Linked DNA regions of Homo sapiens: regions 1 and 2 are each linked to region 3. Evidence: chromatin loops called from intact Hi-C (ENCODE). Cell type or tissue: endothelial cell of umbilical vein. All regions are shown on one strand.

Region 1 (8,000 bases), 830 kb before region 3:
ATGAATACCACATGAATTAATAATGCTGGAACACTCAAAATGAAGTGTTACCAAGTGTTGTGGTATAACAAATATGGTTAAATATTATGTGATTAAAGTTATTATAAGCTGAGTTTCGATCAAAAGAAAGCAAAATTCCATCTCTATTTCAGGGAGTTAAGAGTGGAATCAAACTGTTGTTTCTACACGTTGTGATTCTTAACTTTCAACAGTCCCTTAAAGCCTTTCTCCAAATACTATAATCATTTAAATTACCTTGGTTAGAAGTGGCAGAGGAGGTGGGTGGGGGTGGATGGAGTGATGAAGGGAGGTTGGCAGGCAGAGAAGTTGTGGAAGGAGCAACTAATATACCTCAGGAATTCACCCAACTTGGAAGTATATATATGATTTTTCCATAGTTTGCGTTTTAAGACATGGAATTTTCAGTTCAGTTATTCTTGTCTACTGACAAGCTTATTAAAATAATTATTTAGTATGTATTTCAGGACAGTGAAGCCATAATGAACAAGAACATTTTCTTCAGCTTTCAAGTTGAAGTCCTACTTTTATGTGTCGGAGATTCCATAACAATTTCTAAAATCAATTATTTTAAATAATACATCCCAACTGTATTTGTGTAAATTATTGCTGCACATTCTGCTGTAGGAAAGCTGGACTCTACATCTGCATTGTATTATTTATGCACTTAGATGTAATACGGTGTAACAATTCATATCTATTGTAGATTTAGTAAGACATGAAGGCAGAAGTGGATTTAATCAGACATGTAATTATTTTTATGCCTTCAACTCAAAAATATGCGTAAATGAATTTATGGTTATTTGGCAATCAGTGGAAATGGTCTTTATAAATGTTGAAACAGCTGCTGGCAAATATATTTGCAAAAGAAGGAAAACGGCACTTATCTTCTAGTCGGGTAAATGATAAAGGAATGACTGTTAGCCGTAATGCAGTATCCTAGCTGTTAAATATTTGCTTCGTCATCCTTAACATTACACAAACATACATTCAACATAAGAAAAACTTGCAGTTCTTTCCTTCTGTGATAATGGAGCACATTTTCTCATAAGAGGATTTTTAGAACACCTCTGTGTCTGAGAATGCTCTTTTCTTCTGAGTCTGAGCAGTTGCTGTCATGCTGTTTCACTTGTACATTCCCATTTATTCTATTATTTGTGGTATCATTCCAGTTCTTGAGATAGAACACTCTCATTTAAAATAATGGGCCATGATAATGCACACACTTCTGTCAAATATGTTGATTCTGGTGTCTATTAGGATTTCTCACTGTTGCTTTTACAACGGCTTTAAGACATTCGGAAAACTTTCCTTCCACAGAGCGTAAATGCAGTCCTCGTACTACCTGGTTATGATTACTTCGTTGTGTTGAAGCATCTAATAAATTACATATCGGTAAATGTAGATCTTGGACAAATACCCCAAGAAAATCTAATTCTCTTGAAGTGCATCTTTTTTCATTCTTTCAAGTTTTCAGTTTAAATTTAGTGCCTTTGACTGGTGAAAAATTAATAGCACTGGTACCTGAAATCTTCTCTATAACCTGTGGTGGAGGAAAAGCTTCCTAGAACCTTTCTAACGTGTCAATTACAACCCAGATAGATTACTATATGAGGAATTATTTCATTTTTCTTGGATCAAATATAAAACAGCTATAATATTTTTAAGTTGTACTGAAGGAAGCATGGTAAAGACACTCCTGCACTCAGGGCTAGGGCAGGCAACATAAACAAAGCTGTCACTCTCTCTACAAGGTGAGCTTGTATTTGAGCATGCATTCGGATTGTATGCATATGGTGATTTCCAACACTAACCGTTTGGGTGATACTCAAATTATAACACACCACTGACTTAAAAGTCACTTGCATCCGACTTTTGTAAATCATGGGGTTCTCTTTCATTCAGGTATGTTGTCTCAGTGATCAGTAGCATTTCCAATAAATTATACACTGACCAGTTGGCAGAGCTTCTGCCCGTTATTGGAGCAAAGCCTGCAAACCTCCTCTGTCAGATGCTGCATTCCCAGCCCTCAGCCCCCTAACGTAGCAGAGTTCCTTGGCAAACGACAGAGTGCCCTCTGTTGATGGAAAAAGTAATGCGCAGCGGAGGATACAGAGAGAAGCTTTCCTACTAGAAGTCGCAGAGCTGCCCGTTAGCCGATACACATTTGTGATGTAAAAATCACATTTTAAATTATAAAAATATTGATTTAATGAATATTGAGAGAGTACAGATGATTGCAAATTCAGACACAATTGTTGGAATTATGTATTTAGATAGATACACACATAAACACGCTAGTTATTCAGTTTCTACATACCTGGAAATGCTACGTAAGACGACTCCTTTTTTACTCTGTGCAGTATAGATTCAACCTACACAAGCAAATATTTCGTTTCAAATTTTTCTGCAACCGAATAGAACATTTAGCATGAACAATGATGCTACATGCTCAGGCTCTATACACTTAACTAATGTTAAAAATGAAAAACTGTAAGAATTCCGCTGAACAGAGATTTCTAATTCCTTCAGGTTTAAGGAGGGAAATCAACAGAAAGCAAAACCGCTGAGAAAAGCCTTTAGCTTCAGCGTTGTCTCTGCAGGGTGAGGAAAAATTGATAGCCTGGTTTGCTGTTACTGCTTTCAAACTAAGTTCCAGTGAGCCTTCATAAAACAGTAAATTGTATCACAATTTTAAAGCAGTAATTCACTAAGCACTCACTTCTTCACTTCCATGTTTCTATTTGCTTTCTTTTGAAATGGAAAAAATCAAATCTCACAGAAGTGATATCTTTACATTTTAAGGCCATTTCATATGTTAATTAGTTTAAAAGCAACATGAAAAAATGTTAGCTTGCACAAATACTTGCAGTTAACATTTTTTAAAGTGTGACTTTCTTGACTATTTTGGAGAAATAAACTCTGGTTGCTGTTGCAAGTTGAAAATGTTTCTGCCTGAGAGGTTGCATTTTGGGATCTGCACGGATTTAAATACTCCTCTACCTGCTTCTTCACTTAAATTTGAGTATTTGCAGCCACAGAATTAACCTATTGTAATGACTTGATTGCAATCTTCAATTTTATTGTTATGAAGGAAGAGTTTTCTTTCAAGGTTTATTTGCAAGTGTTAAATGGAATTAAGACAAAAAAAATCTTTATGCCATTTCCAAGAAACTGTTACCTAGAAGAAAAGGAAAGAGGATGTTAAATGGAGTTTTCAGATTTGTTGCTGGTACTGATGAAATTAACCAGATAAATTGTTTGGTACTCATTTTCATTTTCCTTACAGAGGCTCTGAGATTTTTTTTTAAGTAGTTTGCCAATTCTTGACTTCTTCATACCCAATCTTTATTTATATGAAATCACTTTTTTAAGTGTGAATTCACATACTATTCACAAGGTTTGTTGGCATAAGAATGAGATATGTGCTAAGGAAATCATTTAAAATGTGAGCTGGAATTCTCGATTAGTGGTAACAGTCTGACAAAATGGAGCCAGTGATGGCTCGAGTTTGTTAATATACACAGTCCAAATAGCAACATGAAAACTAAGAACTTCAGTTCGTTGGTGTGCTTGAGATTTCAGCTCACTGAAACCTCTGCGTTAGAGAGGAATTGCAAACAGAAGAGAATGAGATCCTGTTGTATGACAGGAATGATACTGCACTGGGGATTTTTAGGATTCCGAAGTATTTTACCAATACTCCCTAAATATGCTTTCCTACTTATTCTCGGCTTAGCCCTTACACTTTGATCTGATATTTTTCAAGCTTTTTCTTTCCTTAAACAGTATAATCATTTTGTTTTTCTTTCTGATCAGGAATATAATGATCTCACTTCTATTGCTTTTTTCAAACAGTAAGATTACATTTAAACAATGACAGGGAACAAAACTTAAGTATGATAAACACTTTTCCCATTGCTATAAACAACTGAAAAATAACAAAATTATCAAAATATTCTCATTTCAAAATTTTTCATTTTGTTTTATTTCAAAAATGCAATGAAGTCTCAAACATTTTCTTTTCCACCATTTTAATTGAAATTGGAAATTAAAATAAATTCTGTTTAAAGGGAAAACTAATTTTTAGTTAGAAATTAAACTCAAAGTATAATTTGCTTATACATTAATAAAGTATATATAACGTAAAGTATATTTAACCTTTTAAAGTTTTCCCCTTCCCTAGATAATTTTGTTATTTAAATGAATTGAATTATAAAATAATCTCATGGCACTGTGTAATATTTTACGATACAATCCAGTTAAAGAGGTGCTAAATATTTTAGAAACAGCCCACCAGAGGGCAGTCAGCTTTTAGTCTAACGTGTTGGAAATAGATAAATTTATTATGATGGCTAAGTTTTAAATAAAATATCTATTTAAATCACATAACTTCTTGCATCTAGGAGGTGAACAAAGTGAAGTTATGACTTGAGATTGAGAAGCCTGAGGCTTCAAACCATTTTGATAAAAAATCACCAAAGGACTAACAATTCTAACAATTGCCCTTCTGTACTCCCTCACACTCAACCTTTTCATTGTGATATTTATGTTTGGTTATAAAGTAAGATTTATTTTGATTTGAGATGTTTTGGTGCATTAATTTTTTTTCTAATCAGTGGAGACTTTGGGACAAGCTCCTGCTAAGAGAGAAAGAGAGAAGAGAGATTTTGTTTTCTTGCTCACCTGTCTGTATATTCCTACTAATTCCAAAATGAGTCTACTGTGGGTTTTAATGGAGCTTAATAATATTATTATACAAATGACACAGAAGAGATTCTGGAACATATGAATGGTGATTGGAGAATACATGGTTTGTTTCCTTGTGTAAACTCTAGGGGTGTTGGGCACTAAGTTGCCTCCAGTCACCTTAATAGTCAGAGATAATAACATCCACTTAGAAGAGGATTAAAAGAACACTGAAATCCTTGCATGTATTATTTTATTTAAAATAAAGAAGAGTCCATCTCTACTAAAGATACAAAAAAAAAAAAAAAAATAGCCGGGCGTGGTGGCGGGCACCTGTAGTCCCAGCTACTCGGGAAGCTGAGGGAGGAAAATGGCATGAACCCGGGAAGTGGAGCTTGCAGTGAGCCAAGATCATGCCACTGCACTCCTGCCTGGGTGACAGAGCAAGACTCCATCTAAAAAATAAATAAATAAATATAAATAAGAGTCATTGAGGTTTGGACAATGTTTTGTCATTGTTGTTATTACTATTATTATTGGCAAAATTCTGGTTGTCAAATTTCTGAGCCCTGAAAACAAAATCCTTCTCCTAAAGTCTGCAAAAGAGGCCATGAGTGAACAGAAATATTTATGAGAGCTGAGGTGCTTTCAGATACTCACTTGCTAGATTTCTTATAATAATCTTGTGAGGTATAAGACCCATGTTAAATAACTTGGTCAAGGTAACAGAAATGAGACTTATACCTTGTCATTTTCCTCTTCTCTCACTTGCCTTGGAATTAAGAAACAAAGAAGCTAAAGATTTTTTTTCCTTGTGTTGTTTATTTATTTTTGTTTTATTGGTTTTGGAACCCAAGTTTCCCTAATTATAAAAATTATTCACGCTTATAAGAAAATAATGATCTTAGCAAAGACATAGAATAAATCTAGATGCCCACCAAGGACAGACTGGATAAAGAAAGTGTGGTACATATACATCATGAAATACTATGCAGCCACAAAAAAGAACAAGATCGTGTCTTTTGTGGGAACATGGATGGAGCTGGAGGCTATTATCCTTGGCAAACTAGTGCAGGAACAGAAAATCAAATACCAGATATTCTCACATATAAGTGGGAGTTCAATGATGAGAACTCATGAACACAAAGAAGGAAACAACAGACACTATTGTTGAGTCTACTCAAGACTCTGTTGTTGGGTCTACTTGAGAATGGAAAGGGGGAGGAAGGAGAGGAGCAGAAAAGATAACTATTGGGTACTGCACTTAATACCTGAGTGATGAAATAACCTGTATAGCAAACCCCCATGACACGACTTTACCTATGTAAAAAACCTTCACATGTACCCCCAAACCTAAAATAAAAGTTAAAAAAGAAAAGAATGATCTTATAAACACAGAGATTAACACTGCTAACATTAAGATATGTATGCTTCCAGATATTTCCTATACACATATACATACTTACAAAAGTGGAATCACACTCTTTCTGCTGTTTCACAGCCTCCTCTATTCACATGGATATAAAAGATATCATGGACATCTTTTCATGTCAGTATGTGTAGATAATAACAGCTCACATCTACTGAGTGCTTACCATGTGCTAGGCACCTTTCTATGCATTTTGCATGAGTTGTTCCATTAATTTCCACAACATCCCTATGAAGTAGGTACTATTATTTCCCCCATTTTTTTAGAAGAGAAAAGAGATTAACTAGTGGCCAACACACAGACCCCACATGTTAATCTCTTGGCTTTTTAAGGGCTATGTTAGATTCTGCTGTATGGACTTACCAACCTTCTTCATTGGTGCGTAGTTCCATGTTTCTGGAAAGAGCAATTTCCAGAAAGAACAACTCCGGTATCCAAACTAGTTGCTTGTGTCCTCTCACATGTAAATATACCTCAAACTATCTCAACTTTGCTGATCCCATTATCTTTTTAGAACTCCCTTCTCCCTCTCCATGTTTTCCTAAAATTTACCCAGATCCACTTTTCAGGACTCCTGAACCTATCTTATCACTGCCACTGAGACACAGCAACTAACTCAGGAGTGACATGCCCAGAATCCAAACCTAAACTGTGCTATGTATCAACCAAGTGACCTTAGGCATGACTTAGTCCACCCAAGCCACATTTTTCTTATCAGTAAAATGAGGATAAAATATCTACCTCACAGAGCTATTTGGTAGTCTCAAATAGCATAGATACGCATGTACCTGGCAAATAGTAAATTCTTAATAAATGTCAGAGAGAAATGCCCCCTTGCTTGAATGAGGACCTCAAGGTCAAAGGGAGAGAAAATAGCAGATCCTACATTGCTATAAAAGACAAACTCCTTTGGGAGGCCAAGGTGGGTGGATCACTTGAGGTCAGGAGTTTAAGACCAGCCTAGCCAACATGGTGAAACCCTGTCTCTACCAAAAATACAACAATTAGCTGGGTGTGGTGGTGGGGGCCTATAATCCTAGCTACTTGGGAGGCTGAGGCAGAAGAATCGCTTGAACCAGGGAAGCAGAGGCTGCAGTGAGCTGAGATTGTGCCACTGCACTCCAGCCTGGGCAACAGAGCGAGAATCAGTCTCAAAAAAAAAAAAAAAAAAAAAAAGACAAACTCAAATTTTAATGCTAGACTTCTGTGTCTAAGAACTTTGAGGATTCCAGGTTATATTATCTTTATCTTGATACACACATATGAAGAAAACCCTAAATGAATCTTTTTCTTGGCTATATTTGAATGGAAATTTTTGGAAAGCAAATTTAAAAGATCAAACAAATATTTATTGGGACAGATTTTTTGCAACCCAATAAAATAAAGCCCTGAGAGAAGGAAGTCTAACAGAGGGCAAAGCAAACTATAATCCCTTGCTGGTCAGTCTTCTTTTTCCTACAAAATGTCTAGGAATACCTATAAATACTAAATTATGAAGATTTGAAAAACATACTCTGGACTCATGCTCCATCACTTGTGCTCAGGGACTGTTTAATTGGAGCCAGTACCAAGATGCTAATTCCAAATTTATTCCTCAAAATGATTTCTGCTCCAAATTTAAGCACCCCTCTTAGTTGGCCCAACTTAGTGAATGTCAGAATTTGAGATGAGAGCTGACTGATGAGACTCCAAGCATGGGATGGTGAGGAAGAGCCAGAGGAATTGGCTAAAACATTAGCACCATGCTTCCAGGCATTCACACTGTGCAAATGCTTCTGCGGTGGGCAGGCCTCCTTATTATCTGCAGGTTCCCAAACCAGGAAGACTGTGAGCCATTCCCCCTCAAAGACCAAAGGCGTGGATG
Region 2 (8,000 bases), 310 kb before region 3:
TTCTTTGGTTTTTTTTTTCTTTTTTTGAGAGGGAGTCTCACTCTGTCACCCAGGCTGGAGTGCAGTGGCATGATCTCGGCTCACTGCAACTTCCGCCTCTCGGGTTCAAGTGATTCTCCTGCCTCAGCCTCCTGAGTAGCTGGGACCACAGGTGCACACCACCACGCCCTGCTAATTTTTGTACTTTTAGTAGAGACAGGGTTTCACCATGTTGCCCAGGCTGGTCTCAAACTCTTGACCTCGGGTTATCTGCCTGCCTCTGCCTCCCAAAGTGCTGGATTACAGGCATGAGCCACTGCATCCGGCCTGGATTTCATTTTTCCTCCACTCCTCCTGAGTCTTCAGTTGCTTCTTTGTTTCAACTTTCTGGCAGAGAACCATTGAAGGTACCTTTTTCAATGACTGCAAGCTCATCTAGGAAATTGTTGGCTTCTGCTGGACTTTGTCTTGCCTCTGACCAGTAGTTGAGCTCCAGAATTAAAGGCAAGATACAAAAAGCATAAGCAAATAACAAAATAATGCACTCACCAGACAACTCAAAACAAAAAAACAGCATACAATTTAGAAAACTGTGCTTGGTGCTACATTTAACACTTGTTGCTGCCCTGTGTAATGGCAGTAATCTTACTGCAACTGCTGTTGGTGCTACTGCTACCACAGTAGCAGAACTGATAGAGGTTCAGTATCCCTTACCCAAAATACTTGGTACCAGAAATATTTTGGGTTTCAGATTTTTTTTTGATTTTGGAATATTTGCATTTACATAATGAGATATCATGGGGATGGGACCCAAATCTAAACACAAAATTCATTTTTGTTTTATATACTCCTTATGCACATAGTGCAAAGGTAATTTTATATAAGATTTTGAAGAATTTTGTGCGTGAAACAAAGTTTTGACTGTGACCCATTACATGAGGTCATATGTGGAATTTTCCACCTGTGGTGTTAAATTCACACTCAGAAAGTTTTGGCTTTTGGAGCATTTCAGATTTTCAATTTTCAGATTAGGGATGCTCAACCAGTTCCTGCTGTGAATTTGCACTGCTTACCACCTCTCATCACCAGCCTCATGAGGAGGGACCAGTAGTTTCCCCTGGGATGGAGGCCCAAGAGTAAATAATGCCGCTGGTAAGGGGTACATCTGCAGTTTGACACCAGAGCCCATAGTCTTAAATCCTTCTTTTGACTATTGCATGAATGTTTGACTATTGGGAAAGCAGTAAAAGAAGAAAGGAAACAGAATTTTTAAAGGAGCAATTTTGTGGGCAGGAAGAAGTACAGGAGGGTATGCAGTATCTTACCAGATTTTTCAGAACTGGAAATCTAGCCCAGGTCCTAGGATTCAAACCCTTTGTCCCTGGCTCCCTCCGGAATCTTCTTCTCAGAGCAAAACAGCACTATGAAGAGCTTAGGACAAGTGTTAAAATGCAACACTGCCCATTTTATGCATTGTAAGTTTTCTTTCTTTAATAAGCCACCATGCAACCACAAATATCTTATTAATATATTCTTCTACCAGCCCTAAAAGGAGCAAAAAGATCAAATAGATTGTGTAGCACATCAGTTTGACATATTTAAAATTTAACACAGAAATAATTTCTGAGAAAAATGTTCAAGACTTACTGTAGGTATATGGCATTTAATGTGACAAAATTGTCCCAAGTTACACTTCAAAAAGAGAGAAAATAGATTCTTTCACCTGCCCCTTTCTCTTTTGCCCTTCCTCCCTCCCTCCCTTGAATACAGTGCTCTTGAAAGCCCAAATTTAGTATTACAGACCAATGTAGTCATCTTTGCTGGTCTTGGGAAGGTATAAAATCCTAAACTGATTTAGTGCTGACCTCTGGGTATTGGTTTATATTCAACTCTGCTGTTTGTCATTTTCAAGAGGAATATACTGGGCACTTGCTTGAAGTGCCAGGTGGCTGGAGTACTTGGTGTGGCAGAGACTACTCCTGCCCGAGAACTGTCACACCAAATAGCAGAGATCTGTTTATGTTTTTGTGTTGACAGTGAGCCAACTGAGAGAGTAGAAATTAAACACGTTTTCTTAATGTGAGGGAAAGCAGTTTCATCTTTGCATTTGATTATGCGTTGGAGACAGCATCGTTTTCCAGAGCATCTTAGTGGGGAAACCTTGAGTTTATAACCATTCGATACTGGCACTCTGCTTATTTTTATTTTTGCCATCATCATGATTAGCTGCTAAATGACTATAAGTGGTTATCAACTGGTTTTTATTAAGAGGCCAAATCTAGCAGGAATGATATTCTCCCCTCACGTCTCTCAAAGTGAAAAATACAGCATTGCGTAGCCCTCGCTGCGGCAGCACCAGCAGCAACTCCTCTCAATTCTCCCCCAACGCCCCCCACAAAAAAAAATAATAAAATAAAATAACTGGAGATAAATGAATGGCAGAATAAATAATTTATGCTAATGAAATTACTGCAATTAGTAGTTCTACAATGACCCTTTTAAAAGCCACAGCTGTTAATGTCAGGAAGTGCTGTCACTACTGACCTTATCATAAGAGAAAGTGACAAATTGAGAATGCAGGGAAGACCAGTCATCAAAGAGGTCTGTTCTGGAACGATTAGAGTTTTCTGAAAAACAGTGTGAATTACAACCAGCTGCTCCCTGGCTCAGCGAGTCTCCCATGCTGTGCCATTTTGTTAAGCCTGATAACAATAGTTATTTTGCCCCATTGAGACAAGTTGTCTCAGGCCACTTTCAGCTCTACCGGAAACCACTTCTTCCATCCCCGATTTACAAATGAAACTGTTGTTAAAGAGAGCTTTCAGCGCCTCCAAGGAGCCTCCTCATAAGGATCATGGTTGGGCAGAGGCCAGAGTGTTTTTTTTTTTTCTTCTTTCTTTCTTTTTTTTTTTCCCTTCCTGTAAGGAGGTTACACTTGGCTGAGGAATTATTTATCTATATTGTAGAAAGGTATGTGTGTACCTTTAGTTCCCATTAAAACAAGACAGGACAGGAGTAAATTCCTGCACATGTCTGTATTGAAGTCAAGCTCTTGTAAAAATAAAGTCTCCAAAGGATTATGATTTATATGAAGTTTATATAAACTTCTTCATAAATTTTATTTTTCTGAGTTCACTGTTTGGAAATATATTTGTATCTGGGGTCCACTAGAAACCAAGAATATTTGGAATTTATATCACGTTATTTTTAACTTTTGTTTTAGTAATACATTATTTCAGTTACTAGTGAGATGGATTTTTAATACGCAGCACAATGCAATATGTGGGTATTCCAAACCCACTCGGGAATTTGTCGTGATGTTGGAAAGTTGATTGTTTAAAGACATTGTTCAGGAGCAGTTGTTTTTCACCAAGAATTGGCTGGTCTCTCTTCACACCTCTGCTTGTAATATTAATGGTGCAGGTTTGAAATGTTTGACTGCATCACCAGCCACGTGTGTGCAATTTTCCCAAAGACGTCTGAGCATTATTGACAACACTTTGGTAAATTATGTGTGACTTTCCTAAGAGTTGGTGTAGCTCATTTAATTCATATTAATTGATTTGTAGGCTTCCCTTGATTAACTGAACCTGGTTCATCTTGTACAGAATGCAATAAATAATCATTAAAATGAGGGAGATGTGACTCTGCAAATTAAAAAGTTAACTACTTCAGAAGTCATAGAGGACAAAATGGAAAGAATGTATAGTGGGGGGTCTTCCAGTAACTCATTGAAGGAGAGTTGCTCTTTTTGTGGGTTTTCTTTCCCAAATATGAATAGAAATGATCATGATATTTTTCTCCCAGAAGCAGTGACATTTATACCCTACTATCCAGTTTGTTTTTACATGAGTTCTCATAAAACTGTGAGTTTCTAAGTTTTGGCTTTTTTTTTTTTTTCAGTGACTTTGCAGGGTTATTGCTTCTCTTTGTCTAAAGCTTAGTTTGAAAGCAATGGCAGAAATATTTCTCAGGATATTGTGTCTGTTTCTCCACCTTCTCTTTCACACACTCGGTAGATAAAAATCAAGTTGTGAAGATCTGTATATGCTGGCTTTTGTATTTGGTATGTGGAGCACATAAAAACCCTTTGTCCTACTTGGCAAGAAGAAGGTTACTCAAGCTGAATGCTTTATTGTAATCTCCCAAATCCTGTGGATAGCGCTTAAAGATTAAATAAGTTTTCGTAGGTTATACTATCATTTTTTTTTCTGACTTTTAGAAAAAAAATGATCATTTACTTGATTTTTTTTAAGTTGTATTTTTAATTTGAGAGGATTTCACATGAACTGTAATGTTTGTGTTTTCAGCCAGTGCACAAAGACTCTATTAGCCTTTTCATGGCACATGTTCACACCACTGTAAATGAAATGAGTACCAGATATTACCAGAATGAGAGAAGACACAACTATACCACCCCAAAGAGTTTTCTAGAACAAATATCACTGTTTAAGAACCTGTTGAAGAAGAAGCAAAATGAGGTATCCGAGAAAAAAGAACGCCTGGTGAACGGCATCCAAAAGCTAAAAACCACAGCCTCTCAGGTATGACCAGGATGTGTTATTACTGAGTAATATTTATGCTGTTTAACAGAAAAATATATTTCCTTTTGAAGCACTACTAAATCCATTTCTATAAGATGCCAGCTGGTGAAATTTACAGTTTCATGACACCAAGAATACACTGCTACTGCTTTCAAAAGCCTACAATGGGATTGGCCGACTCACAGCTGGATTAGGGTGAAACGTTCTCTTCCTGGCCTGACTCAGTGTAAGGTAGTGTGGGATATTGAAGGGAGCAGACACAGCGGATTGCCTCTCTTGTCTCTGACTTCTTCAGTGCACGGTACTTGTCGTCAAGGTTCTTATCATCCTAGGATGGACCAGTATCTTTTTTGGTCTCAGATTCTCAACCTCCAGTGAGGGCATCATTTTCTGGCTAATGACTGTGGCGAGATCCCAAGGTAGAGCTGTTCCTCCCTTAGTGACTTGTCTGCTCCTCTTACACATCTGTGTCCTCAGTCCTGAGGCCCCTGCTCCCTCGAAGGGCGATGCCTCTAACTTGCAGGAGTAAATCAGGAGAGAATCATCACAGGATGTTAATCATGTGTGGGTCTGTACACATATTATCATTATTTCGTTGTTAAAAAAGGATTTCATGAAGTAGTTGTTACTACTATAGTTTTATATATGAGGCGTAAAGAGTTTAAGGCCAGAGAGCCAGTGAGGTTGGGTTTTAGACCCAGGTCTGTGTTGCTCTGATGCCCATGAGTTGTCCATGGCACTGTGCTGCCTCTCTGTGGCTGGAAAGAAGAGATTGGAATGAGAGACTCTGAAGACTTTGAAGAGTAGCCCAGCCTTATTCTGAGCCAGTCAGGACTTAGAGCTGGAGTGAGAAGAATCCTCACTAGTGATCACCTCAAGACTAGAAATACTGGTGGCCTTCTCAGAGTCATGTCATCAGGTCAGACTCTCATATGCTTTACAAGGATTGGGGCAGTGGTTTCCCCGAGTGGCCTGGGTAACCCACCTGTGGCTAGGCTAGAAATGAACTGAGACCCGAAGGAGGGAGCACCTTTTCAAATGGGCACCTTTTCACTCTGAAGGGCTCTCTGGCCATGTCCTTCAGTCACTCTGGGCCAAAGCACCACTTGCCTCTTTTTCTCTTAGTTTTCTATACCAAGAATGACTCTGTGACAAAACACTGTGATCTGTACTAATAGTGAGTAGATGGACCACAATTAGGAAAGAGAAACCAGGGTGAGTAGGTTTCCAGGACGGTTGGGATCAAGTGATATTAAGAATAGTTTCTAGGAAACCCACAAATAGCATATCCATATTTGTGCACCTTCTCCTTTCCTCTCAAAGAACGTCTGTCTAGGCCAGGCACAGTGGCTCACACCTTTAATCCCAGCACTTTGGGAGGCTGAAGGGGGAGGATTGCTTGAGTCCAGGAGTTTGAGACCAGCCTGGACAACAAAATGAGACCCAATCTCTACAAAAGAATTTTTTAATGAGCCGAGCATGGTGGCGCACACCTGTAGACCCAGCCACTTGAAAGGCTGAGGCAGGAGGATCCCTTGAGCCCAAGAGTTTGAGGTTACAGTGTGTTGAGTGGGTCACTGAACTCCAACCTGAGCAACAGAGTGAGACCCTGTCTCAAAAAAAAAAAACAAGTCTGTCTTTCCTGTCTCTTTTTATTCACAGCTTATTTTACTTTCTTAACTTTTGCCCCTCTCCATGTCAGTTTTCTTCTATCTGTCTATCCTCTTCTGTCTCATTTAAATCAAGACCCCTTTCCATAAGAAAGATTTTCCCTGGAGTCCTGTTGGGCTAGATAAGACGAGGAAGGAGCTCTGTTTCACAAAGCATTTATATCCCTTTGAATGCCGTCCTAAACTGAACCTGTTGACTTTGCCCACTATCAGGAAATGATAGTATTGTCACCCAAACTGAGCTTTCAATACTGTGGGGGCATCCTTAGCAAAGAGATAAGTGCTTCTGCCATACTTAAAGGTTGTGAGCTAAAAGCAAGTGGGGTACCATCCTGGACCATTCCAGTGGTGGCAGCATCTCAGCCACAGGAAAAAAGAAGAGGAGAGAGACTGTGATTTCTTAATAGTCACCTCAGTTACACATTGATGAGTCAGGGGGATGGGCAAGGAGAGAGACGGGAGGGCCGATTCACTATGTCTGCCAAGTCCAGGGCTGCTTGGGTCTCTTTACTTCCCCTTAGCTAAGAACCACAGGCAGAAAGTCTGTAAAGACACAAGACATCTTGATTGACCATGAAGTCTGATGGAAAGACTGACGGTGATTTCTTTTCATTAGGTATTTGTGCATGGAATGCTCTTACTATCAAAAAAGTGGTTGGAATATTCAATAGCTACATGGCAGTTTTAGAAATAAGTGGGTTATAAAAAGGGGATGGTTTCCTATGTGGAGAATTGGAGAACCATATTGCAGAAGATCAGGTTGTATGGAGAGCGTAATGCCTGTATATTGGGGCATGTATCCTCTAAGGGTCTGCCTTAAGGAATGCCACATCATTTGAAAACATTAGCAATGTTCCTTCTTTACAGTAAAGCTGTAAGCACCTTTTATAGCCAAATAACCTCTCTCTAGATGTCAGCTTAGGTCATCACAGATAGTCCTAGTGACCTTTCTTCATAGAGAAAGCCTTGCTTCCACGGCTTCAGTCACTTTGAATATTTCAGAGCTAACAGCTTCCTTAGAAACTGAAATTAGGGCTTGAAATAACATAATTTTGTCCTAGTCTCTTGGGTGATTCTTTTTGCTTTATTTCTATTTTGAGATGATAATAGATTCAGAAGAAATTACAAAGCATAGTACAGACAGGTCCCTGTCACATCTTATAGGTTCAATGGTAGCATCCTGCATAACTAGTACAATGCCAAAACCAGGAAAGTGGCATTGGTACAATCCACAGACCTTATTCAGATTTCCAGTTTTATTTGTACGTGTGTGTGTGTGTGTGTGTGTGTGTGTATGTTTTATGCAGTTTTATCACATGTAGGTCTGGGTACTCACTAACACAGTCAAGACACAGAAAACTTCCATCTACAGAAAGATCCCATGTTGCCATTTTATAACCACACCTACGTTACCCCCCACTTCTTCCCCACCTCCTGAATCCTAGTTCCTGGCCATCACTAATCTATTCTCCATTTCTATAGTTTTGTCATTTCAAAAATGCTATACAAATATGTAACCATTGGGTATTGGTTTTCTTCATTCAGCATAATTCCCCTGAGATCCAACCGAGGTATTGGGTGTATCCATAATTTGTCCTTTTTTATTGTTGAGCAGTATTCCACAGAATGAAGGTAGCACAATTTAACCATTCAACCACTGAAGGGCATCTGGGTTATTTCTGGGTTTTGGCAATTATAAATAAAGCTGTTATGAATACCCGTGTACAGGTTTTTTTTTTTGTAGGCATAAATCCACAAACAACCAAAAATGAAATTACTGAATTGTGTGGTACTTGGATGTTTACAT
Region 3 (8,000 bases):
TCTGTAAAAATGGACCAATAAGCAGGATGTGGGCGGGGACAAATAAGGGACTAAAAGCTCGCCACCCCAGCCAGCAGGGGTCCCCTTCCACGCTGTGGAAGCTTTGTTCTTTCGCTCTTCACAATAAATCTTGCTGCTGCTCACTCTTTGGGTCCACATCAGCTTTAAGAGCTGTAACACTCACTGCGAAGGTCCGCAGCTTCATTTTTTAAGTCAGCGAGACCAAGAACCCACTGGAAGGAACCAACTCTGGAAGCAATGGAGCTCAATGTAAATAAGTTACAGTAATAGGACAGCTAAGGTGTATAAGATATCAGTATTTTAAGGAGTGATTTATAATGCAACTGTATTATAAGAGATTAATAAACACACCAAGAAAGGAAAGTTTTCACCTTTTAAGAGGAGAAATTTTATTGCACTATGTGACTTTATACTTACCTTATTGTACTGATGCACAGAAATAGAGATTTGGTTGCCAAATATTTTTAATTCTACTGTAAGTTGAATTTTAAATAATAAAAAGTAAAATTAGTAGCCAGGAACAAAACCTAAAATAGGCAGTGGTCTAGCATATGATTGTGACTCTTCTGTTTAATTCTGTAAAATGAAAAAGAAAACCAAATGCTACCTACAACAAAAACACATTTGGAAAAAAACATCATCCTGCCTCAGCCTCCCAAGTAGCTGGGACTACAGGTGCATGCCACTGCACCCAGCTAATTTGTTTTATTTTTAGGATAGCATCTTGCTATGTTGTCCAGGCTGGTCTCAAAAGTCTGGCCTCAAGTTATTCTCCTGCCTCAGCCTCTGCAGTAGCTGGGTTTATAAGTGCAAGCCACACCTATATTTTAAATCTATGTCATACATGAACAGGCACTTTTCAAAAGACACACACGCAGCCAAAAAGCATATGAGAAAAGCTCAATATTACTGGGCATTAGAGAAATGCAAATCAAAACCACAATAAGACAGCATCTCACCCTAGTCAGAATGGCTATGATTAAAAATAAAAAAATAAAAAACAGAAGCTGGTGAGGTTCCAGAGAAAGGGGAACACTTATACACTGTTGGTGGGAGTGTAAATTAGTTCAACCATTGTGGAAAGCAATATGGTGATTCCTCGAAGAGCTAAAAGCAGAACTACCATTTGACCCAGAAATCCCATTACTGGGTATATACCCAGAGGAATATAAATCGTCCTACCACAAAGACACATGCACAGTGTTCACTGCAGCACCATTCACAATAGCAAACACATGGAATCGACCTAATCGCCCAACAATGACAGACTGGATAAAGAAAATGTGGTACATGTATGCCATGGAATACTATGCAGCCATAAAAAAGAATGAGATCATGTCTTTTGCGGGAATACGGATGGAGTTGGTGGCTACCATCCTTAGCAAACTAATGCAGGAACAGAAAACCAAATACCACATGTTCTCACTTATAAGCGGGAGCTGAAGGATGAGAACTCACGAACTCAAGGCAATAACAGACACTGGGGTCTACTTGAGGGAAGAGGGTGGGAGGAGGAAAAGGAGCAGAAAAAAATACCTGTTGGCTTAAGTTATTAATAACTATGGCTTAATACCAGGGTGATGAGATAACCTGTACAACAAACCCCCGTGACAGCAGTTTACCTATATAACGAACCTTCACATTACTCCCAGACCTAAAATAAATGTTAAAAAATAAATAAAGCTATGTCATAGAGGTAAAGTCAACATGTAGAAGTGAAATGTAGCATTGCCAAGCTTTTTTTCCCACAGCTATTTTCCACTGTAAATTCCCTAATAAAAGAACATCCAAGAATCAGAAACCATAACTCATATATTCATTCCCAGATATTTGCCAAATGCCAACACTGAAGATTTAGCAATTTTCACGGCAAAGTCCCTGCCCTCATGGTCTTTATATGGAAGTTTTGGCAAAGGCTCCAAGACAGTAGAAAATACATCCCAAGTGGGAAGGAGTCGTGGAAAAAGGAGAGGAAAGAAAGCCCACTTGCTTGTGTGCCTCTAAAACCCGGAGTACTGATATTGTCTTTATTTATAATTTTGATATTTTGCTTATAATTTTTTTGCATTAATATGGATTTTTTTTAAAAAAACAACATATTAAAACATAATTTATCCTGATTACTGCCTAATATACGTATCCACAGTATAAAATGGTTCTGAGGTTGAGAGTAGGCAGATTTCTTCAGAAGAAGCTGCAACTGTGCTGTGGCTCCTACCTCCTCTACCTCCCACCAGGGAAAGCCCAGACACTTAAAGAAGCTTCAGTAAGATTACTCTAAGGGCTTACTCTGGATGTCCTGTGCTTAGGGGACACAACACACTGGCCCACAGTGATAAATCCAAGGGATGGGCGACTCGGGGGCTGGTCTGCAAACCCAGCCTGGACAAGATTGCATGAATATTTTCTGTGAACCAGAGTGGGGAGGGAACACAGGAGAGGAAGAATTTTTGTAGGGTCACCTTGGGTCCTGTCTGGGAAGATAGCCAGGAGTAACTGGAGTGGTCTTGGCTGGAGGATGACTACATTTCTAGGGGCTGAGGGAGGTAAGGAAGGACTCAGTTCCCCAAGCCTTTCCCCCTGAGAGTTCACACTCCCCGTGAAAGGACTACACAGGGAAGAGTATGTACTCCCGTGACCCAACACTGGCACTTGCTGCATGTGGCAGATCTTTAGTATTACGTTGATGCAAAAGTATTTGCGATTTGCCCATTACTTTTAAAGGCCAAAACAGCAATTACTTTTGCAGCACCATAATACTTTTTTGTTATCGGAGTTCTTGCAGGTAACCACAACCAGCAAGTGCTAGTGTGGGGTCACCACTGAAGGGCAGAACTTTCCAGCTTTGTCACCAGTGCTCCCACCCTGGGCTGCCTTCTGGAAAAGTCAGAAACCTGGGAAAGCAAGAAGGGAAAGGAGGAGGACAGGGCCAAGGACAGAAGGAGAGGAGAAGCTACCGGGACCCCTTCCCTGTCTAAACCCCACCCCCAAGACTCAAGATCAAGGCGAGGAAGATGTGCCTCAATTTAAAGTCAACACTGAAATTTTGACTATAGGACTTGCCTTTCAATTGCAACACGGTCATTGTTTCGTTATTAGAGGTGATTATTTTCATTTTTTAGAAAACCTAAATGTGACCAAAAAGTCCTTATTAGAGGGAAGAACTTAAAAGGACAATGGGTGACAACATTTTTAGATATTGATGAGTGTTATACATAACAATAATATAAGATGGTGGGAATTGTGGAGAGGGAGCGCTTTTCTTGGGTAGTGTGATCAGAAAAGATTATCCGGAAATGACATTTGAGTGGAGGCCTGAATGAGTGGACAGCAGACGCTGCTGAGATGAGGGGGAGTGAGCTATAGGATCAGGAGTGAGAATGGCCACTTTCTGCCCTTCTCAGAGGTAAAATTACGAATGTAATTTCCTAATTACCCGATGAAACATATTTTGAACTAGAACACAGATGTTTGGGAAAACCTCCAGCAAATTGACTTAATCTGATTGATTTTCTGATTTAGTGTTTTTCTAAGCAAGAACTGCACCCGTTGTGACAGAAGAGGCGCTAAAGCTGCAAATTCCTGGGCCTCGACCCACTAGTTCCTAATCAGAAACTCCAGGGTGGAGACGCAGGATCTGCATCCCTGGGATCACACTGCCTTTCGAGAACCATCCACCTGCCAGCTCCAAGTAGGTCGAGGGAGCAGCGGCACCTGGGATCCCACCGGACCGGGAAGAGTCAAATCCAGGTTTCTCCCTGCTTCACCAAAAGGCCCCCTGCCTCCACCGCAACAGGAACAGTCTCTGTCTGGGAACTGCGGTTGCCTAAGGCTCGGTTTGCTCTTCAGCACTCCGGTCCCCCAACACCGCGTCAGGCGGCGCCCAGCCTCCCGGGGACTCGCAGACGCTCACTCCCCAGACCACAGCGACACCTGCCGAGGCCCCGCGGAACCGCGCTGCACAGCAACCCAGCGCGGCGGGGGGAGTGGCCTGGGGCCATTCTCCGGCCCCCACCCCCCGCCCGTGACCACCGTGCGCTGCCAGAGGGGAGGCTGCGGGAATGGCCAGCGAGGTCTCGCAGGGGGACTGGTTGTCTTTTAGGAAATCAAGGGGCCAGCGCCCCCAGTGCCGGCTGGGAGATGCCTTCAGAGTTCGAAGAGAAAAGATGCGACCTTCAATCCGCTCCATTCTCCGTCAGACAGGCCCTGCGGACGGAGCTCCTGCCACCGCTGCAGCCCCATGATGTGTGCTCCTACGCCCCGCCCCGCTGCAGCCCAGCCCACCCCACCCCCATACGGAAATCCTGCAGGAGAAACTGAAACACTAGCGACAGTGGGACATATCCCCGGGAGCAGTTGCGGGAGGGAGAGAAGGAAGGAGCAAAGGGGAAGAGGAAGAGAGAGAGAGAGCTCAAGGGAGCCTTCTTGGAAAGGTTTAACCCGACAGCTTGAAGGCGGCGGGTAGTAAAGCAGCGAACTGGTGAACGGGCGTCCTGACCCGCCACACTTCCCTCACCGACACCCCTCATCCGCGATACCCCACAGGACAGGATGTCCAGCTGCCCTCACTTATCGTGCCCCTGGGCATTTGAGGGGTTCAGAGAGAGAAACGCAGTAACTTATTACCCTCACATGATATATTTTCACTTTCTTCTCCTGATTGTCAGCTCAATTAGATAAGGGACCTTGTGTTTTATTCCGTTGTACCCCGTGCCTGACACATGGTAGCTGCTGGATAGAGATTTCTTCGATGATTGATTATAAAACACACTAATTTAGAGCTTACTATGTTATAAGATCTCCATCTTCAGTGACTCACTTATTCCTCACAAGAAGCCTAGGAGGTAAGGTTTTCCAATAAGGAGAGCCAGGCACCCCATAATGAACGTGCACGGTGTCACATTCCCAGCAAGTGCCGAAGCTGGGGTCAGATTCAGGCAACCTGGCCCAGTGCCCTCACAGTTCATCCGGCCTCCACATGGCCATTTTGTCCATGAATAAATGAATAAGTGAATGAGTGTATGCTAATTTTGATGAGTTGTCTGGGAAAATGTACAGGTTTTGGGGCTGGAAAAAGGTCTTAGTCATGACGGGGACCCTTTCTGATCGAGTGCTGGGGAAGAACTAGAACTCCTGGGGCCCCCAGGCTCTGCTACCTAAGTGCTGCGGAATCTTGCATATGGTCACCAGCCTCTGGTAGCTTATTACTTTGAGCAGTGCTGGTGGTTCTCAAATTTGTCTACATGTTAGAGTCACCCTGATGAGATTTTCTTTAAACCCAGTGGCTCAGGTCACCCCCTCCCCACACTACCTGAAATTAGAATCTTTCGGGGTTAATCCCAGACATCAGTTCAGCTTCAAATTTCTGAAATTTTCCCGGGTGGTTCCAATGTGCCATCAAAGCTGAGGACCTCATCGGTCTTCAGGGAAGCAGGAAATACATTCTTTCTCAAAGGGTGGCCACTGATCCTCTGAGAATCACTGGGTTTGCTTGTTTACAATGCAGATTCCTGGGCCCTGTTTGGATTTACCAAATCCAAATCTTCTGGAATGGGCCAGAAGATCTGCTCAAATGAACAAACAAAACTTCCCAGGTGATTTTTATGGCCATGAAAGTCCAAGAGCTGCTTGGAAAGCTGCTTTCAAAGTCTGGTGTTGTACCAGCAGCAGGACCTGGAACTTGCTAGAAAGGCAGATGCTCTGGCCCCACCCAGCATCTGCGTTTTAACAGCAATCTGTGTTTAATAAGCCCTGCAGGTGACCTTGGGTGCCAAAATTTGAAAACCAGTAACAGGCCTCTGGAATCATACAGCCCTGGGTTCAAATTCCAGCCTGGTCACTCACTAGCTGTATTAGTCTGTTCCTGCACTGCTATAAGGACATACCCAAGACTGACTAATTTATAAAAGAAAGAGTTTTAATTGTCTCATGGTTCTGCAGGGCTGGGGAGGCCTCATGAAGCTTACAATCAAGGTGGATGGGGAAGCAAACACATCCTTCACATGTGGCATGAAAGAGAAGTGCTGAACAAAGGGGGAAAACCCTTATAAGCGATGGTCCTCATAAAACCACCAGATCTCATGAGAACTCACTTACTATCACAAGAACAGCATGGGAAAAACCACCCCGATGATTCGATTACCTCTCTCTGCATCCCTCCTGCAACACATGGGGATTACGGGAACTACAATTCAAGATGAGATTTGAGTGGGGACAAAGCCAAACCATATCATTCCACCCCTGGCCCCTCCCAAATCACATGTCCTCACATTTTAAAACACAATCATGCCTTTCCAACAGTGCCCCAAAGTCTTAGCTCTTTCCATAATTAATCCAAAAGTCCAAGTTCAAAGTCTCATCTGAGACAAGGTAAGTTTCTTCCTCCTATGAGCCTGTAAAATCAAAAGCAAGTTAGTTACTTCCTAGATACAATGGGAGTACAGGCACTGGGTAATTATACCCATTCCAAATGAGAGAAATTGGCCAAAACAAAGGGGCCAGAGACACCATGCAAATCTGAAATCCAATAGGGCAGTCATTAAACCTTAAAGTTCCAAAATGATCTCCTTTGACTCCATGTCTCACATCCAGGTCACACTGATGCAAGAGGTGGGTTCCCACGGCCTTGGGCAGCTCCACCTGTGTGGTTTTGCAGGGTATTGCCCCCTCTTCCTGGCTGTTTTCACAGACTGGTGCTGAGTATCTGTGGCTTTTCCAGGTACATGGTGCAAGCTGTTGGTGGATCTACCATTCTGGAGTCTGGATGATGGTGGCTGTCTTCTCACAGCTCCACTAGACAGTGCCTTAGTAAGGACTCTGTGTGGAGGCTCTGACCCCACATTTCCCTTCCTCACTGCCCTAGCAGAGGTTCTCCATGAGTGCTCCACCACTGCAGCAAACTTCTGCCTGAACATCCTGGCATTTCCATACATCCTCTGAAATCTAGGCAGAGGTTCCCAAACCTCAATTCTTGACGTCTGTGTACCTGCAGGCTCAACACCACATGGAAGGTGCCAAGGCTTGGGGCTTGCACCCTCTGAAGCCACAGCCTGAGCTGTACTCTGGCCCCTTTTAGCCACAGCTGAAGCGGCTGGGATGTAAGGCACAAAGTCCCTAGGTTGTACACAGCAGGGGTCCCTGGACCCAGCCCAGGAAATGATTTTTCCCTCCTAGGCCTCTGGACCTGTGATGGGAGGGACTGCCATGAAGGTTTTTGACATACCGTGGAGACCTTTCCCCATTGTTTTGGAGATTAAAATTTGGCTCCTCATTACTTATGCAAATTTCAGCAGCAGGCTTGAATTTCTCCCCAGAAAATGGGTTTTTCTCTTCTATTCCATGTTTAGGCTGCAAACTTTCCAAACTTCTATGCTCTGCTTCCTCTTGAATGCTTTGCTGCTTAGAAATTTCTTCCACCAGATACCCTAAATCACCTCTCTCAAGTTTGAAGTTCCACAGATCTCTAGGGCAGGAGCAAAATGCTGCCAGTCACTTTGCTAAAACATAGCAAGAATCACCCTTATTCCAGCTCCCAACAAGTTCCTCATTTTCATCTGAGACCACCTCAGCCTGGACTTTATTGTCTATATCACTATCAGCATTTTGGTCAAAGTCATTCAACAGGTCTCTAGGAAGTTCCAAATTTCCCCACATTTTCCTGTCTTCTTCTGATCCCTCCAAACTGTTTCAACCTCTTCCTGTTACCTAGTTCCAAAGTTGCTTCCACATTTTTGGGTATCCTTATAGGAGCACCCCACTCTCTGTGGTACCAATTTACTGTATTAGTCTGCTGTCATGCTGCTATAAGGACATACGTAAGACTGTGTAATTTATAAAGGAAAAAGGTTTAATAGATTCATGGTTCTGCAGTGCTGGGGAGGCCTCAGGAAACTTACAATCATGACGGAAGGGGAAGCAAAGGCATCCTTCAGTTAGCAGCAGGAAGAAGAAATGCAGAGTGAAGGAGGGAAAGGCCCCCT

Evidence for each region. Peaks named below come from ENCODE experiments on the same cell type or tissue, not always from the same donor. Only the 100,000 strongest peaks of a DNase experiment are listed, where the experiment ranks them.
Region 1: it touches region 3 in a loop (12-fold over the local background); 28 of 110 quality-filtered maps call a loop at or near these places.
Region 2: it touches region 3 in a loop (5-fold over the local background); 14 of 110 quality-filtered maps call a loop at or near these places.

What each region holds. Positions count from the first base shown.
Region 1 is chr7:21,252,158-21,260,157 of GRCh38, forward strand. No RefSeq gene overlaps it. Among named protein-coding and RNA genes, the nearest start is that of SP4, 170 kb to the right of the region's middle. In endothelial cell of umbilical vein, CTCF peaks have their summits at 2,085 (motif pointing left) and 4,298 (motif pointing right); DNase peaks (open chromatin) are centred at 2,104 and 4,334; H3K27me3 peaks cover 2,156 bases.
Region 2 is chr7:21,769,477-21,777,476 of GRCh38, forward strand. It overlaps DNAH11 (dynein axonemal heavy chain 11), which reads left to right. Exons shown (of 82, transcript NM_001277115.2): 56 at 4,290-4,523. Among named protein-coding and RNA genes, the nearest start is that of CDCA7L, 170 kb to the right of the region's middle. RefSeq lists enhancers at 2,276-2,908, 2,342-2,950. In endothelial cell of umbilical vein, no CTCF peak of the experiment used is centred here; no DNase peak of the experiment used is centred here; H3K27me3 peaks cover 170 bases.
Region 3 is chr7:22,079,103-22,087,102 of GRCh38, forward strand. No RefSeq gene overlaps it. Among named protein-coding and RNA genes, the nearest start is that of CDCA7L, 140 kb to the left of the region's middle. RefSeq lists enhancers at 1-108, 1,125-1,269, 2,629-2,773, 4,630-4,774 and cis regulatory regions at 36, 1,197, 2,701, 4,702. In endothelial cell of umbilical vein, a CTCF peak has its summit at 3,962; a DNase peak (open chromatin) is centred at 3,999; H3K4me3 peaks cover 1,214 bases; H3K27ac peaks cover 404 bases; H3K27me3 peaks cover 713 bases.